2 separate regions of the Homo sapiens genome follow, and region 1 is linked to region 2. Evidence: read pairs that join two places in POLR2A ChIA-PET (ENCODE). Cell type or tissue: Panc1. All regions are shown on one strand. Each heading gives the region's core, and the rest is flanking DNA. Links, peaks and the distances in the headings are about the cores only. Region 1 holds the start of LOC105371574 (a long non-coding RNA gene). Region 2 has its middle 5.9 kb from the start of ALDH3A2.

Region 1 (9,336 bases), core at 866-8,865, 180 kb before region 2:
ATGGAAAATATAGAGTTAGTGAACAAATTAAGGAATTAAGGGCTCGAGGCTTATTTACCATCACTGCAGAAACCACACTCAATGTGTAAGAGGCGGGGTCCAAGGCGGCAGACCTCTGCTGGACTTCTGTGATCCCTGCTACTTTCTGGCAGGGGCACACTGGGTTCAGAGACTTGTCCTACATTCAGTTGGCAGTGGGACCTTGGATAGGTCATCCTCTCTGAGCCCTAATAAATTCACCAATAAACTGGAAACATCTCCTGATTGGTCACGGGTGGAAGGTCAGTGGGATGGAGAAGGATGACTGTGGGCAGCTGGGAGTACTTCCCTAGAGGGAGCCAAGTGGGCAAGCAGCCCCAGCATGATGTCACAGATGGCCCATTGTGACTTATATTTAAAATTTATATTCAAAAGGGAAGCAGAGCATAAAAGTTTGGAAATTTTGCAGCTTGAGCATGTGGCAGAAAAAGTAAAAGCACTATCAGGGGAAGAATTAAAGCAGGCTGCAGAATAATCATTTGCTAGAGAAATTTGCATAACTGAAAGGGAGCCAAGTGCTAATTAACAGCCAAGACAATGGGAAAAGGGCCTCAAAGGCATTTCACAGACCTTTAAGGAAGCTCCTCCCATCACAGGTGCAGAGGCCTAGAAAGAAAGAATGGTTTTATGGGCCCAGCCTGAAGTGTGCCCTGTGCCACTTAGGGAGGCTCCAGCTCCAGCCATGGCTCAAAGGGCCCTAGGGACAGCTTGGGCCACAGCCACAGAGGGTGCAAGCCATAAGCCTTGGTGGCTTCCATGTGGTGTTAAGCTTGTAGGCTGGCAGAGTACAACAGTGAATGAGGCTTGGCAGCTTCCCCCTAGATTTCAGAGGATGTATGAGAAAGCCTGGGTGCCCAAGCAGAAACCTACAGCAGGGCTGGAGCCCTCAGAGAGAACCTCTACTAGCACAGTATTGCCCAGCCTCAGGTATTCCTTTATAGCAATGCAAGAATGGCCTAACACAACCAGAAAGCCTCAGGACCTTTGGCCAACAAGCGAATAGAAACTAGTGTGTGGGACAGAGCACCATGTGGCAAACACCTGAGTAGAAAGAGAAAACCTCCGAAGAGGTGGAATAGTGGAAATGTGGGGTTGGAGGCCCCACACACAAAATCCCCACTGGTGCACTGTTTAGTGGAGCTCTGGGAAGGGGGGCTAATGTCCTCCAGGCCCTGGAATGGTAGAGCCACTGGCAGCTTGTACCCTTGTGCCCAGAAAACTGTGACAGGAGCGACGGGAGCTGAACCTTGCAAAGCCACAGGGGCGGAGCTGCCCAAAGCCTTGGGAGTCCAGACCTCATGCCAGTGTCCCTGGATGTGGGACATGGAGTCAAAGGAGATTCTTTTAGAGTTTAAGTTTTTTTTGTTTTGTTTTTGTTTTTTGTTATTTTGAGACAGGGTCTTGTTCTGTTGTCCAGGCTGGAGTGCAATGGTGTGATCTTGGCTTACTGCAACCTCCACCTCCCAGGCTCGAACGATCCTCCCACCTCAGCCTTCTGAGTAGCTGGGACCACAGGTGCACACCACCATACCCAGATTATATATATATATGTATGTTTATATATATAATATATATGTGTATGTTTATACATTATATATAATATGTATAATATATGTGTGTGTATGTTTATATATAATATATAATATTAATATTATATGATATATTATATATATAATATTATATATATGTGTGTGTGTATATATATGTAGAGATGAAGTTTAGCTATGCTGTCCAGGCTGGTCTCAAACTCTCAAGCTCAAGTGATCCACCTGCCTCGGCCTCTCAAAGTGCTAGGATTACAGGCATGATCCACCATGCCCAGCCTGGAGCTTTAAGATTTAATGACTGCCCTACTGAGTTTCTGACTTAATTGGAGCCTGTAGCCCTTTCCTTTTGGCCAATTTCTCCCTTTTGGAACAGGAATGTTTACCCAATGCCCACTTCCCCATTGTATCTTAGAAGTAAATAACTTGTTTTGATTTTACAGGCTTATAGATGGAGGAAGGAAATGAGTCTCAGATGAAACTCTGGACCTGGACATGGGACTTTGTGTTAATGCTGGAATGAGTTAAGACTTTGGGAGACTATTGGGGCCAGGCATGGTGGCTCATGCCTGTAATCCCAGCACTTCGGGAGGCCAAGACAGGTGGATCACTTGAAGCCAGTTGGTCAGACCAGCCTGACCAACATGGTGATACCCCGCATCTACTAAAAATACAAAAATTAGCCAGACACGGTGGCGCATGCCTGTAATCCCAGCTACTCGGATTGCTGAGGCATGAGAATCACTTGAACCCAGGAGGCAGAGGTTGCAGTGAGCCAAGATAGTGCCACTGCACTCCGGCCTGGGCAACAGAGTGAGGCACTGTCTAAAAAAAAAAAAGACTTTGGGAGACTATTGGGAAGGCATGATTGTATTTTGCAATGTGAGAAGAATATAAGATTTGGAGGGGCCAGGGGCAGAATGATAGAGTTTGGATGTTTGTCCCTGCCCAAACCTCACGTTGAGATGTAATCCCCAATGTTGGAGGTGGGGCTTGGAGGGAGGTGCTTGGATCGTGGGAGCAGATTCTTCGTGGCTTGGTGCTGTCCTCGTGATAGTGAGTTCTGCTGAGGTCTGGTTGTTTAAGTGTGCAGCTTCACTGGTGCAATGCTTTCTCTGCTTCTGCTTTCCCCATGTGACATGCTGCTCTCACTTCCCCTTCCACCACAAGTAAAAGCTCTGACACCTCCCCAGAAGCTGAGCAAATGCTGGTGCCCTGCTTCCTGTACAGCCTGCAGAACCGTGAGCCACTTAAACCTCTTTTCTTTATATTAGGTTGGTGCAAAAGTAATTTGCAGCTTTTGCATTAAGAAAAAGTAGCAAAAACTGCAATTATGTTTGCACCAATCCAATAAATTGCCCAGCCTCAGGTATTCCTTTATAGAAATGCAAGAATGACCTAACACATCCAGAGAGCCTCAGGACACCTGGGCAACAGGGGAATAGAAGCCAGGGTGTGGGACAGAGCATTGTGTACTGAACACCTGAGTAGGAAGAGGAAACCTCCGCTGGGTGTGGTGGCTCATGCCTGTAATCCCAGCACTTTGGGAGGCTGAGGCAGGTGGATCACCTGAGGTTGGGAGTTTGAGACCAGCCTGGTCAACATGGTGAAAACCTGTCTCTACTAAAAATACAAAAATTAACCAAGCGTGGTGGCGCATGCCTGTAATCCCTGCTACTCGGGAGGTTGAGGCAGGAGAATCACTTGAACCCGGGAGGTGGAGGTTGTGGTGAGCCGAGATCATGCCATTGCACTCCAGCCTGGGCCACAAGAGCCAAACTCCATCTCAAAAAAAAAAGAAAAAAGAAAACCTCCAAGGAGGAACCCTGTAGAAAACTGCAATGTGACACGTGTTCACTGCACGTGGCACAAGCCGGAGAAGAAAATGTAAATAAAGCCTAGGAACAAAAACTCAGAGCCCTAATGAGTAAGTTTGGATTTGCAGGAGAGGGGAAAGACACGCTTGGCACTCACAGCCTCACTGAGTACATTTTCTCCACCTAAGTGAGTCCACATGTTAATTTACTCATCGGGGAGCAGCCAGCACAAAGCCTGTCCCCCCCAGTGATATGAACACCCTGGCCAGGCACATGCAGCCAGCAGTGCATCCTCACTGGGACCATATCCATGGCTCCTGTGCTCTGCGACTCTGCTCCTGCCTGGGTAAGGCTTCTGTCCCCACAAAGACCACCACTGTTCTGCTTTTCTCCCACTCTGGGTAAGTTTTGCCTATTCTGGAACCTCCTATTCATGGGCTCATACAATATGTTCTCCGTTGGGAACTATGTTCTTTTTGTGCAGCGTGAGGCTGTGTGTGCCAGCGGTGCTTTTATTGCTGAGCAGTGTTCCATTGTGTGCCTGACCACAGATTGCTTTTCATTCTGCTATTGGTGGAATCCTGGGATATTTCCAGTTTGGGGATACTATGAATGAAGCTGCTATGAACATCCTTATACGAATCTTCTGGTGAAGTCATCATAGAATTTGGAGACCAAGTTTTTGCCATCATTTATTCGGAGCCTAAAGGACCAGACGAAAAACCTGCCCAGGGTCACACAAGACTGAGAAGCCCAGTAAAGCACTCTCTGACGTCAGCGACTCAGGTCCTTTGGTCCTGTGCCTGGCTTGGACAGAGTCAGGCTTGTTCAACACTCTCTCCCCATCACCTCAGGTTCCCCATATCCCATTTACAACATCAGGATTAGCTCCCAGGCTTCTGTGGGGTGAAGAATGGGGACTGGTTTTCCTGTTTCACTTTTAGCCTGGGCTTAGGCTATGAGCAGGTCAGAAAGGGGCAATGAGGCTGGTTGCAGTGGCTCATGCCTGTAATCCCAGCACTTTGGGAGGCCAAGGCGGGTGGATCACCTGAGGTCAGGAGTTCAAGACCAGCCTGGCCAACATGGCAAAACCCCATTTCTACTAAAATACAAAAATTAGCTGGGGGTGGTGGTGCATCTCTCTAATCCCAGCTATTGGGAGGCTGAGGCAGGATTGCTTGAACCTGGGAGGCGGAGGTTTCAGTGAGCTGAGATCACGCCACTGCACTCCAGCCTGGGTGACAGAGCGAGACTTCATCTCAAAAAAAAAGTGGGGGGGGGGTGGCAAGGAGAGCAATGAGATCATATTTCCCATGTGCTGTGTGAACACTGGTGCTCTGTGAAAGGGCCACATACGCAAAGCAGCCCCAAACGCAGAAGGAGCTGAGAAACCAAAGAACAAGGCACACACATCCAGTGTGTCAGCAAAGGGTGGTTTATTTGGGGAATTTAAGGCAGAAGCATGGTCTTGGGTGACAGCAAGACAGGTGTCCACACTCCCAGACCCAGGGCTTGTACACCATGGAGAAAGTGTGCATTGCTCTACAGAGACAATGGCAGCAATCCAGAGCAGGCAGGAATGCTGTGCATCATAGCCTAGAATTTGTGTGATAACATCAGGGTTGACACGTTCTCACACTAAGGACAGGAAATTAAGTCCAGGCCCTTTCATGGAACACCAGTGTTCCATGGTGTTCCTGATTAAGTGTAGGAATCAGGAGGCATTCCTGGGACTGGAGCTAATCAGAGTCAACACGGCAGGTTTGCAGCCCAAATGGTCACTTTGTCTCTGCAGTTGGTGTCTCCCTTCCCTTCTGAGTCTCATTAACCCCATGTGCAAATGAAGGGGATTAAGGTCACTCTGGGGCTCATTCTGGGCCTAATGGTCTCTGAGGTTAACCATCCATGATGGGTAAAGTGAAGAGGGGTGTCTTTCCCCTCTGCTTGCTCCAGTCACTTGGCCCAGAGGCCCCCCTCCAAGTGAGCTCCAGGAGGGCTCCTGCATACTCCTCTCCCAGAACACAGCTCCAAGGATGCCATGATGATCAGTGTTTTAAAATGTACCTGGTAGTTGCTTTTTATACAGATATGGCAAGGCTTACAGATCTGGAGACATTTGCCATTGAAAACTAGTTACTTGAGCACGGTGGCTCATGCCTGTAATCCCAGCACTTTGGGAGGCCAAGGTGGGTGGATCACCTGAGGTCATGAGTTTGAGACCAGCCTGGCCAACATGGCAAAACCCTGTCTCTACTGAAAATACAAAAATTAGCCTGACTTGGTGGTGGGTGCCCGTAATCCCAGCTACTCGAGAAACTGAGGCAGGAGACTCACTTGAACCCCGGGGGATGGAGGAGGTTGGGGTAAGCTGAGATTGTACCACTTCACTCCAGCCTGGGCAAAAGAGCAAAACTCCATCTCAAAAAGGAAAAGAAAAGAAAGCTAATTACTTGGCCAGGCATGGTAGCTCACCCCCAGCACTTTGGGAGGCTGAGACAGCCCAGAAGTTTAAGACCAACCTGGGCAACATGGCAAAACCCTCTGTCTACAAAAATACAAAAATTAGCCAGGCGTGGTAGCACGTGCCTGTAGTCCCAGCTACTCAGGAGGCTGAGGCAGAAGGATCACTTGCACCAGGAGGTGGAGGCTGCAGTGAACTGTGATTGTGCCACTGCACTCCAGCCTGGGTGACAGAGTGAGACTGTGAGGACCCCACCACAAAAAAAAAAAGAAAAAAAAAAGTTACAGTTCTCAAGAGGAGGGAGCACGCCACCCCATGCAGGGCCATGCAGAGAAGCATTGAGGTTGGCCAGAAGGCAGGAGCGAGGGGAAGGCGTGGATAAAAGGCTTTATTGGGTTTTCTCTGGAAGGAATGGGCAAGGCAAGGTGAGTAGGCTTAGGGTTGGTTAGTTTGAATAATTTCCGCAGGCTCTGCGGTGTAGAGTGTCCCAAGTTGTCTGTTACCTGGCCCTGGGATGATCTGGGGTGCAGAGGAGCTGCAGAGCCAGCCAGCCTGTGGAACTCCTGGCAGGGTTTCCTGTAGGCACTGCTCACCTCTCCTCTGCCTTCCCAGAGCTTCACTGCCAATGAGCAGAAAGTCCAAGGAATTGGGAGTGTATCTGCAGAGACCCATCTTAAACTATGTACAGGCTTCCAGAAGACAGTCATTTAACTGGAGACCAAGTTAGGCTGTGGGTTGGAGAGGGCTGGAAGAAAATGACAGTGAAATTTGTTTTTCCACCAAGAGACATAGTGCCTCTGTTGGGAGGTGGGGGAGCTTCTACACTGAAGTGGGTTAATCTCTGAACTGCTCCTCTAGGGCTGAGGCCCCCCAGCCGTGCATGATGCCCTGAGCAGAAGGGTCTGACCAGGAGAGGGCACCAGAGCAGAGTGCGGGTCAAAGTTGCTAAAGCCCACACCACGGGTGGCCTGGGGCTCTGGGGATCCCCTGGAGTGGCTGTGGATTGTTGAGCCTGGCAATATATTGTGCATCATTTTTTTTTTTTTTTTTGAGACAGAGTCTCACTCTGTAGCCCAGGCTGGAGTGCAGTGGCAGGATCACGGCTCACTGCAACCTCCGCCTCCTGGGTTCAAGCTATTCTCCTGCCTTGGCCTCCTGAGTACCTGGGATTACAGGCGTGCGCCACCACACCCAGCTAATTTTTGTACTTTTAGTAGAGACGGGGTTTCACCATGTTGGCCAGGCTGGTCTCGAACTCCTGACCTCGTGATCCACCCGCCTTGGCCTCCCAAAGTGCTGGGGTTACAGGTGTGAGCCACCGCACCTGGCCTACTTTTTTTTTTTTGAAACAGAGTCTCACTCTATCACCCAGGCTGGAGTGCAGTGGCATGATCTCAGCCCACTACAACCTCCATCTCCCGAGTATTCTCCAGCCTCAGCCTCCCAAGTAGCTGGAATTATAGACATGCACCACCACGCCTGGCTAATTTTTGTATTTTTTGTAGAGATGAGGTTTCACCATGTTGGCCAGGCTGGTCTTGAACTCAGGTGATCCACCTGCCTCAGCCTCCCAAAGTGCTGGGATTACAGGTGTGAGCCACCACTCCTGGCTTTTTGTATTTTTTTTTTTTTTTGAGATGGAGTTTTGCTCTTGTTGCACAGGCTGGAGTACAATGGCGCGATCTCAGCTCACTGCAAACTCCACCTCCCGGGTTCAAGCAATTCTCCTGCCTCAGCCTCCTGAGTTGCTGGTATTACAGGTGTACACCACCACACCCGGCTAATTTTTGGTATTTTTAGTAGAGATTTTGGCTAGTTTTTGGTATTTTTAGTAGAGACGGGGTCTCACCATGTTGACAGGAGTTCAAGGCTGGTCTTGAACTCCTGACCTTGTGATCTGCCTGTCTCGGCCTCCCAAAGTGTTGGGATTACAGGCATGAGCCACCGCACCCGGCCCGCTTTTTGTATTCTTTTAAAATAGAGAAGTGGTTTCACCATGTTGATCAGGCTGGTCTTGAACTCCTGACCTCAAGTGATTCTCCTGTCTCGGCCTTCCAAAGTGCTGGGATTACAGACATGAGCCTGTGCATTGGATTTATCTGATTTCAAAAATCTCAAAGACCCAGGAAATGCATGAATTAGTATGACAAAAGATCCCCCCACATGCGAATATTTGAACCCTAGAAAATCTGAGCCAGGGCTGGGCGCAGAGGCTCACGCCTGTAATCCCAGGACTTTGGGAGGCCGAGGTGGGCAGATCACGAGGTCAAGAGATTGAGACCATCCTGGCCAACACGGTGAAACCCTGTCTCTTAAAAACACAAAATTAGCTAGGCGTGGTAGCACGCACCTGTAATCCCAGCTACTCGGGAGGCTGAGGCAGGAGAAACACTTGAACCCAGGAGGCGGAGTTTGTGGAGAGCTGAGATCTCGAGATCTCGCCTTTGCACTCCAGCCTGGCGACAGAGCAAGACTCCATCTCAAAAAAAAAAAAAAAAAAAAGAAAATCTGACCCATGTGTGACCTCACAAATCATCCATCCAAAATGTTCATTCTACAGATAGGGAACCCATGACCCAAAGAATAAAGCTTGTCCAAGATCAAACTGAAGCCCAGGATTTGGGAATAGAAACCAAGGGGCAAGGAGGTAAATGGGATGTCCATCACTTATTTATTTATTTAGAGACGGAGTTTCACTGTTGTTGCCCAGGCTGGAGTACAGTGACGCGATCTCGGCTCACTGCAACCTTCGCCTCCCAGATTCAAGTGATTCTACTGCCTCACCCTCCCGAGTCACTGGGACTACAGGCATGCGCCACTACACCCAGGTACTTTTTTTGTATATTTTGTAGAGACAGGGTTTCACCATATTGGCCAGGCTGGTCTTGAACTCCTGACCTCAGGTGATCCATCCACTTGGCCTCCCAAAGTGCTGGGATTACAGGCGTGAGCCACTGCGCCCAACCCGGGTCACCAATTTCAGGGGCTGGAAAATCAAGCACAGGCTTATTCCTCCCTCGGTGCCTGGAGTGCCCTCTAATGGCTAGTTCAATAACCGCCTCGAACATCTTAAGGTAAGACACGACATAGTCATGAATATTTAAAGTCCTTCACTGCTCTCCAGGAACCTCCCCTCCTTCATTAGTGTATGTGTGGGGGAAACATACACATCACTGAAATTTAAGTGCCATCATGATGAACCTTTTTTTTTTTTTTTGAGACGGAGTCTTGTTCTGTCGCCCAGGCTGTAGTGCAGTGGCATCATCTCGGCTCACTGCAAGCTCTGCCTCCCGGGTTCACGTCATTCTCCTGCCTCAGCCTCCCGAGTAGCTGGGACTACAGGCTCCCGCCACCACGCCCGGCTAATTTTTGTATTTTTAGTAGAGATGGAGTTTCACTGTGTTAGCCAGGATGGTCTCCATCTCCTGACCTCGTGATCCGCCCGCCTCGGCCTTCCAAAGTGCTGGGATTACAG
Region 2 (9,336 bases), core at 750-8,749:
AAAACCCTGTCTCTACAAAAAATACACACACACACACACACACACACACACACACACACACACACACACACAAAAGGTGTGGTGATGTGTGCCTGTAGTCCCAGCTACTCAGGAGGCTGAGGTGGGAGGATCACCTGAGCCTGGGAGGTGAAGGCTGCAGTGAGTTCTGATTGCACCACTGTACTCCAGGGTGACTGAGTGAGACCCTATCTCAAAAAAAAAAAAAAAAAGTGATCAAAGACCTAAACATAAGACCAAACACTAAGCCTGCCAGAAGAAAACATAAGGGGAAATCTGGATTTGGCAGCGATTACTTGGATATGCACAAGCAACAACAACAAAATAGATAAACAGGACTTCATAAAAATTAGAAACTTTTGTGCATAAAAGGACACTATTAATAATATAAACAGGTAACCTTCTGAATGGGAAAAGGTATTTGCATAGTATATATCTGATAAGGGATTTATGTTCGGACATAAATTCTTAACAACTCACAAGAACAAAATATACAAACAGCCTAATTCAAAACTAGGCATATGGCTGGGGATGGTGGCTCACACCTGTAATCCCAGTACTTTGGGAGGCCGAGGCAGGTGGATCACTTGAGGTCAGGAGTTCAAGACCAGCCTGGCCAACATGGTGAAACCCCATCTCTACTAAAAACACAAAAATTAGCTGGGCATGGTGGCAGCCACCTGTAATCTCAGCTACTCAGGAGGCTGAGGCAGGAGAATCACTTAAACCTGGGAGGCGGAGGTTGCAGTGAGCCAAGATCACGCCACTGCACTCCAGCCTGGGTGACAGAGCGAGACTCTGTCTCAAAAACAAAAAACAAAAAAACTAGGCATAGGACTTGAACAGACATTTCTCCAGAGAAGATACATAGCTAACCAGGGCATGAAAATATTCTCTCTGCATCACTAGTCATTAGGGAAATGCAAATCCAAACCACAATGAGATATTACTTTATACCTATTATAGGGGTCATTACAGAAAGAAAACAGAAAGCAAGTTTTGGTGAGAATGTGGAGAAATTGGAACTATTGTACATTGCTGATGGGAACATAAAATGGTGCAACCACTATAGAAAATAGTATGTGAGATCTTTAACAAATATAGAATTATGATATGCTGCAGGGACTCAAACAGATATTTGTACACCAGTGTTCACAGCAGCATTACTCACAATAGCCAAAAGGTAGAATCAACCCAAATGTCCATTTTGTAAATGGATAAACAAAATGTGGTATACTTACAATGGAATATTAATCAATCTTAAAAAGAAATGAAACTCTGATATATGCTATAGCATGGATGAACCTTAAAAACATTGTGCTAGGGCTGGTGGTGTTGTGGCTCTTGCCTATAATCTCAGCACTTTGGGAGATGGAGGCAGGAGGATCCCTTGAGCTCAGGAGTTTGAGACCAGCCTGGGCAAAATGGTGAGACCCTGTCTGTACAAAAAATTTTAAAATTAGCCAGGTATGGTGGCACATGCTTGTGGTCCCAGCTACTCAGGAGGCTGAGGTGGGAAGATCACTTGTGCCTGGGAGATTGAGGCTGCAGTAAGCCATGTTTGTGCCACTGCACTCCAGCCAGGGTAACAGAGCAAGACCCTGTTTTCCCCTAAAAAGAAAACATTGTGCTAAGGAAAATAAGCCATATGCAGGCCTATTATACAAGGACACTTGTACAAGTACGCAAAGACACATCTTGTATGATTACACGTATGTGAGGTGCCCAGAATAGTCAAAATCATAAAGTATAGAGGTTATTAGGGGATTGAAAGAGAGCAAGAGGGGAATTATTGTTTATGGGTACAATTTCTGTTTGGGATGATGAAAATGATCTAAAAGTGAATGATATTGATGGTTGCAGAACATTGTGAATGTACTTAATGTCACTGAATTGTGCACCTTAATGGTTAAAATAGTAAGTTTTATTTATTTTATTTCAATAATAAAAATGCCTGTAATCCCAGCACTTTGGGAGGCCGAGGCGGGTGGATCATGAGGTCAGGAGATCGAGACCATCCTGGCTAACAAGGTGAAACCCCGTCTCTACTAAAAAATACAAAAAATTAGCCGGGCGCGGTGGCGGGCGCCTGTAGTCCCAGCTACTCGGGAGGCTGAGGCAGGAGAATGGCGTGAACCCGGGAAGCGGAGCTTGCAGTGAGCGAGATTGCGCCACTGCAGTCCGCAGTCCGGCCTGGGCGACAGAGCGAGACTCCGTCTCAAAAAAAAAAAAAAAAAAAAAAAAAAATAATAATAAAAATGCCTCACTTGGATCACAAACATCTACAAAATTCTACAGATAACATATTAGTCAAAAGAAGCTGCATGCCTTCCTGCTAATATTAGGAACAAAGCAAGGATGTCCCCTCTCACCACTCATTTTCAACATCGTAACTGAAGTTTTAGCTAATGTAATAAGACAAATAAAGGAAATGTATACATATTAGGAAGAAAGAAATTAAGCTGCCTTTGTTCACAGATAACATGGTTATCAAGGTAGAACATCCCAAATAATCAACAAAAAAGATTTCTGGAACTAATAAGTGATTATAGCATGGTATCAGGATGAAAGTTATTATACAAAGTCAATTATTTTACTATACAATAGCAATGAACACTTTGGATTTGAAATTAAAATTAAAAACACCACTTACATTAGCACCAAAAAGGGGCGGAAATACTTAGATATAAATCTAAATATATACAAGATCTATATGAGGAAAACTACAAAATTCTGATGTAAGAAACCAAAGGAGATGTAAATAAATAAAGAGACAGTCCATGTTCATGAAAATGAAGAGTTGAAGTTGAAAAGATGCCAGTTCTTCTCAACTTGATACATGGATTCAACACTCTCAATCAAAATCTAGCAGTTTATTTTGTGGATATTGACCAACTTGATTCTAAAGATGACATGGAAAAGCAAAAACCCAGAATAGCCAACACAATGTTGAAGAACAAAGTTGGTAGACTGACACTACCAACTACAGGATTTACCATAAAGGTAAACACAATAATGTGGCATTGATGACTGAATAGACAAATAAATAGAACAGAATACAAAACTGAAAATGGATTCACACTAATACAGTCAACTAAGGTTTGACAAAGAAACAAAAGCAATTCAATGGAGAAAGGACAGCTTGTTTGACAAATGGTACTGAAACAACTAGATATCCACATGCCAAAAAATAAAACAAAACCAAAACCTAGAGAAAAATCTTGTATCTTTCTTTTCTTCCTGACATGCATCACTATAAAACTCCTAGGATAACACAGGAGAACATCTAGGTGGCCTTGGGTTTGGCAATGACTTTTTAGATACAAAACCAAAAGCACAATTCATGAAAGAAAAAATTCATAAAATGGACTTCATTAAAATTTAAAACTTGCTCTGTAAAAAAACACTGTTAATAGAATGAAAAGACAAGCCAAGGATTATGAGAAAATCTTTGTAAAAACATAGCTTATATAAAAGACTATTTATCTAAAATATACAAATAACTATTTAAACTCAACAATAAAAAGCAACCCAATTAAAAATGGTTTAAACAGACACCTCACCGAAGAATCTATACAGATGGCAAATAAAGATGTGTAAAGATACTCAACATTATGTGTCATCAGGGAATTGGCAATAAAACAATGAGATACCACTACACACCTATGAGAATGGCTAAAATCCAAAGCACTTACACCACCAAATGCTGGCAAGGATGTGGCACAGCAGGAACTCTTATATATTGGTACGAATGCATGATGAATGGTACAGCCACTTTGGAAGAGTTTTGCAGTTTCTTACAAAGCTAAGCATAGGTCTCCAATAAGCACATACCCAAATAAGCTATTTACCCAAATGAGTTGAAAACTTACATCCACATGTTTTATGTATTTTTTGTATCTTTTATGTATATTTTACCATTTTAATCATTTTAAGTGAACAATTCAGTGGCATTAAGTACATTCACAATGTTGTGCAATCATCGCCACTATTTACCTCCAGAACTTTTTCATCATTCCAAATTGAAACTCTGTCCCCATCAAGCAGTAGCTCTGTTACCATAACCGCTTCCCTTGCCCCCTGCCCCAGCCCTTAGTAACCACTGTTCTACTTTCTGTTTCTATGAATTTGACTATTCTATCATGTAAATGGAATCATTTGTCTCCTTTTCATTTTATGTAATTTTGTCAAACTTCTCTTTTTGTATCTCTTACCTTTTGTTCTCATGCAACTTTCATCTCTATTAAGGTGTGCTTTTCTCTTCTCTTTCTTTCCTGAGTTTCAATTCGAGTTTGCCCTCTCCTGTTTTCTTATAATCTATTCTTTAATCCCTCACAGCCTTCCTTTGGGCTAACTCCTCCGCCCCCGCCCCCAAAGATCATGTGTCAGTGTCTTAAGAGATTGTGAGAATTACACATCAGAATGCTTCATCTTTTGTAAAGATCTTTATCTCCTTTTCCTTAGAGTTATATGCATGTGTGCGTGTGTGTAGTGTCTATGGTCCTGTGTTTGTTCTTTTCTATTATTGATCTGTGGACACAAACATTTATATTGGCATTTGCTGAAGAAGAGTGTTTTGAAAGTTAGGAAAGGTGTCCAAGGCAGTCTGAGGCTTCAATTCACGTCTGTTGTCTTAAACACCTTTCATAAAATCTGCTATTCCCAGCTATGGAAATATGTGCAAATAGTCAATACACATGAAAAGGAACCCACCATGATTAGTCACTAGGGAAATGGAAGTTAACATCACAAGGAGATATCACTACAAGCTGGGTGCAGTGGCCCACACCTGTAACCCCAGCACTTTGGGAGGCCAAGGCAGGTGGATGTCTTGAGCTCAAGAGTTCAAGACCAGCCTGGGCAACATGGCAAAACCCTGTCTCTACTAAAAATATAAAAATTAGCCAGGCACGGGGGCACACACCTGTAACGCAAGCAACTAGAGAGGCTAAAGTGAGAGGATGACTTGAGCCCAGGAAGCAGAGGTTGCTGTGAGCTGAGATCATACCGCTGCATTCCTTTTTTTTTTTTTTTGAGACAGAGTCTCAAAAAAGAAAAAAAAAAAAGAGAGAGAGAGAGAGAGATCACTACGCATCCACCAGAATGGGTAATTATTTTTTTAAATCAAGTTTTAGAAAGCAGCTGCTAGACTGTGTGGTAGGGAATATAAATTGGTATAAAAACACTGAAAAATTATTTGGCTTCTAAAGTTAAAACATGTATTTACTTTCACCCAGAAATTCTATAGTGGTGATTGGGTAGGGGCCTAAAAGGAATGCTGGTAATGTTCTGGGTCATAGATACAGGTAGGTAAACTCTGTAATAATTTACTGTAGGCACTGTTTTGTATTTATGTAGTATCCAATGAAAATGTAATGAAATTTGGGCCAGAAGGCAGAAAGAACTCCTGGGTACACACTCACTACCTTAGTCCCCCTGAGGTTTAAATAATTAAAAGTGTCTGTTTCATCCTTGCCTTTAAGAAAACTCTCCCTGCTGATAACTGAGCAGATCAAAGATCTAAAGGTTGTGGTGGAGAAGGGTCATGGAGTTGATTACCCCCAATAAAAACAAAAAGAAAAACTTGGTTTTTTTTAAGCTGAAAAAGGAGGATGGAAAAGTATAGTGGGCAGGCATAGTAAAATCACTACAGTCTACTGCATTCCTGAAAGGAGAAGCTTGTGAGGACTCACCCCTTACCCCTATAACCTGCTGTGGTGATTTCATTACCCATAGCTACTTAAATCAATGAGTATATCATATTCAAAAGCTGAAGGGAGAATGTTTCAGCTTGGGAGTGTAGTAAAAGAATTCCCAGTCCTCTCTTTGGTTCCATAAATATATCACCTTGTTCTATTAAAGCACTTGGATGTGATTTTTAAATATGCCCAACAAAATGCCATCAGTTGATTTCTCTAACTAATAAAGAAAATGTTCAAGAGTTGGTAGTAAATTCTTGGTGATTATGCCATTAGAATCAGAGTACATCGTTTGTAAGAAATCCTCAGCCCGGCACGGTGGCTCACGCCTGTAATCCCAGCACTTTGGGAGGCTGAGGCAGCGGATCATGAGGTCAGGAGTTTGAGACCAGCCTGACCAACATGGTGAAACCCTGTCTCTACTAGAAATACAAAAATTAGCTGGGCATGGTGGCACATGCCTGAAATCCACCTATTCAGGAGGCTGACACAGGAGAATTGCTTGAACCTGGGAGGTGGAGGTTGCAGTGAGCTAAGATTGCACCACTGCACTCCAGCCTGGGCGACAGAGCGAGACTCTGCCTCAAAAAAGAAAGAAAGAAAGAAATCCTCACATCTTATGCTCAGCAAAAGCAGCAGCTCTTCGCTACTTAGCAATTAATTTGCCCTAGGTGAAACCGATTCCTGTTCTAATTCCACACTGGAATTCTGTTCATTATTTACATTTTTTTTAAATGGAAGCATGATTCATATCTCAATTTACCTAGTTCCTTACACAATATTTATTAGCCAGCATTTAGAACTGGTTACCCTTTCAGATCAGATAAAGATTATTGGGTACACTCTCTGGCGGCCTTTGAGCTGATTTAAATATTGTTGCCACACGGTTCTAGATACTGATATTAGTTGATTGGCTTCCTATGCACAAGCACTCCTCAGTTACTTACATAATTGAATTAAACACTTTGTATATGTTGGAGCTACTGCTTTTGTTATATAAGCCTGCTTGCCTTTTCACCTACTGTCTCCCAACTTTAACTATGGTATTTCCACATGGGCTGGATTTTTTTGTTTTTGTCCAAAGCAGGCAAGCGAGAAGTAGAAGTGAAGAAGAGTTTGATGGTCTTGCCAATTTCCTTGCTTCATCATGAATCTCCTTAAGCTTCAAATTACAGGCTGTTGAGAAAGCCACAAAAGTAGACAGTGCCAAGACACTAAGACTAGAGTATGTGAGAGTGTACCATTCATTCATTCATTCATTCAATAAATACTTACTGAGCACCTACTGTGGGCCAGATTCTATTCAAGGTACTAACATTACAGTGAACATGAACAACAAAGACCCTGATTTTACAAGATATTCCAGTGAGGAAGACACATTAAAAACAACAAACAAATAGATACATTTATATTAAGAAAAATAAAACAGGGTCAGGGACAGAAAGTAGCAGAGACTGATATTTTAGACATGGTGGTCAGGGAAGTCTTCTTTAGGGAGGTAATATTGAAGCAGCAATTGAATTAAGTGAGAATGATAGCTGGACACTACAGGCAAAGGAAACAGAATGAATGCAAAAGCCCCGGGCTGGGAATGTGTTTAGAATGCTCAGTAGTGTACAGCAAGGAAGGCACTCTGGCTGAAACTCACTAAGTGGGAGAATCCTACAAAAAGAGGTTGAAGATGTAGTCACGGGCCAGGGCATTTAGGGCTTGTAGAATATGTGTAGAAAAATTCACATTTTGAATTTTATTCTAAACGTGAGGGGAGGCTATTGGAAAGTTTTAAGCAGTGAATTAACATGATCAGGGTACCTTCGGACACCAATGGCTAGGTGGAGAACAGGCTACAACAAAGTGTTATCAGAGTCCAGTCACGAAAGATAAACTATCTAGTTATTTCATGCAGAGGGAATTTTAAGAGTAATAGATGTCAAAAAGAATAATGGAGTGACATCATAGATAAAAAAGCTGCTAAAAATACCCTTAGCTGGAACCAATGGAACTGCACCAGCTTCTGTGCCATTTGGAGACACTATCACTTTCATCCTCTGTCTACTAGAGAGGTGCCACCTTGACCATGGAAGGAATTCCTAGAGTAAAGAATAATCCCTCCTCCACTTTCACTATAGAAATGGCCAGCAACTGCCACACGATTGAATCCAGAAGCAGTAAGTTACTCTCCACCTCCTGCCTTCTGATTTCCTTATAGTGCCCCCTACTGGCAGAAGCCAGCGGGCACGAGAGCCTGGGAAATGGGGTTCACACACTCTAGGTCCCTGCAGTAGAGTATAAAAGGGCAAGTGTAGAACTGAGAAATAACAATCTCTAGAGTCAAGAGTAGAAGCAGGGGGCCGGCGAGGTGGCTCACATCTGTAATCCCAGCACTTCGGGAGGCTGAGGGAGGGGGATCACTTGAGCCCAGGAGTCGGAGACCAGCCTGGGCAACATCGCAAGCCCTCATCTCTACAAAAAATACAAAAAAATTTAGCCAGGCATGGTGACACATACCTGTAGTCCCAGCTACTTGGGAGGTGGAGGTGGGAGGATCACTTGAGCCTGGGAGCTGGAGGCTGCAGTGAGCCATGATCATGGCCACTGCACTCCAGCCTGGGTGACAAGAGTGACACCTTGTCTAAAAAAAAAAAAAAAAAAAAACCCGAAAGAGTAGAAGCAGGGAAACCATCAGGATGCCCGGCCTGTTTTTTCTTTTTCATTTTTTTCCCCTCAGCTGTGGTAATTTAGCCAATTCAAAGACCTTGTTCTCCATAATTTCAACTTTCCTTCAGATTTGACCAAGTCAAGTAGAGCTGGTCAAACCCAATGGGAAAAAGACCAAAACAACAACAGAAACAAACAAAGAAACAGTTAAGCAAAAGAAATGATCGCACAATTTGTATTATTGAGCGCTCTAATGGTAAGGAGAAATTAAGACCAGCTGGTTGTTAATCTTAACTTTAGTCACCAAGGAGAGTTTCCAAGACAAAACTCCAATTCAGGTGCTTACCTAGGAATAGGGTCCAGGCTCAAGACTGCTCTTTACCATTTTAGAAGGAGAAAAAAAACTCAGACTCACCTTCCCTGCTGGAAGCCAGATGAAATTCCAGAAAGGAGTTGCCTCCCCTCCATCGTCATGGAGGCAGGAAAACGCACCTTCTTTGTTGGGAGTAAGTAAAACTGCAGACAAAGAGGTGTACAGCAAAATAAACTTTAGATCTCAACCAAATTTTGGGACATCAGGGATTCTCTGGAGTGGGGTGCTCCCAGGCCTCAGCAAATTGTCCTGTTTGAGCAATAAAAATAGCCCAAGCTGGTACCAAGCACTGATAGATTTGTCAAAGGTCAGGGCCACCTCCACTGAGTCACTTCCTTTGGCTGCCAGCTTGTAAACCAAAACCAGCTCTCAATCAATTTGGAAGTTTATTTTGCCAAGGTTAAGGACATGCTTGGGAGGGAGGTCTGTGCCTTTATCTAAAGATGATTTTGAGGGCTTCAATATTTAAAAGGGAGGAGCGGGCTGGAGGGGAAAGAGGGAGAACATGGTCATTACTGAATCCACACATTGCACAAATAGAAAAAGGAACAGGCAGGGGAATAGTCAATTATGTATTTGCCTCCTGCT

Evidence for each region. ChIA-PET counts read pairs that join two places held together with the same protein. Peaks named below come from ENCODE experiments on the same cell type or tissue, not always from the same donor. Only the 100,000 strongest peaks of a DNase experiment are listed, where the experiment ranks them.
Region 1: POLR2A ChIA-PET joins it to region 2 with 18 read pairs; 6 of 35 experiments call an interaction of 5 or more read pairs at or near these places.

Annotation. Positions count from the first base shown.
Region 1 is chr17:19,460,645-19,469,980 of GRCh38, forward strand. It overlaps LOC105371574 (a long non-coding RNA gene), which reads right to left and starts at 327. Exons shown (of 3, transcript NR_188341.1): 1 at 59-327. RefSeq lists enhancers at 1-76, 77-623, 2,264-2,809. In Panc1, for the core only: a CTCF peak has its summit at 6,997; no DNase peak of the experiment used is centred there.
Region 2 is chr17:19,638,147-19,647,482 of GRCh38, forward strand. No RefSeq gene overlaps it. Among named protein-coding and RNA genes, the nearest start is that of ALDH3A2, 5.9 kb to the right of the region's middle. RefSeq lists enhancers at 7,994-8,213, 8,760-9,336. In Panc1, for the core only: CTCF peaks have their summits at 7,930 (motif pointing left) and 8,129; no DNase peak of the experiment used is centred there; H3K4me3 peaks cover 234 bases; H3K27ac peaks cover 3,570 bases.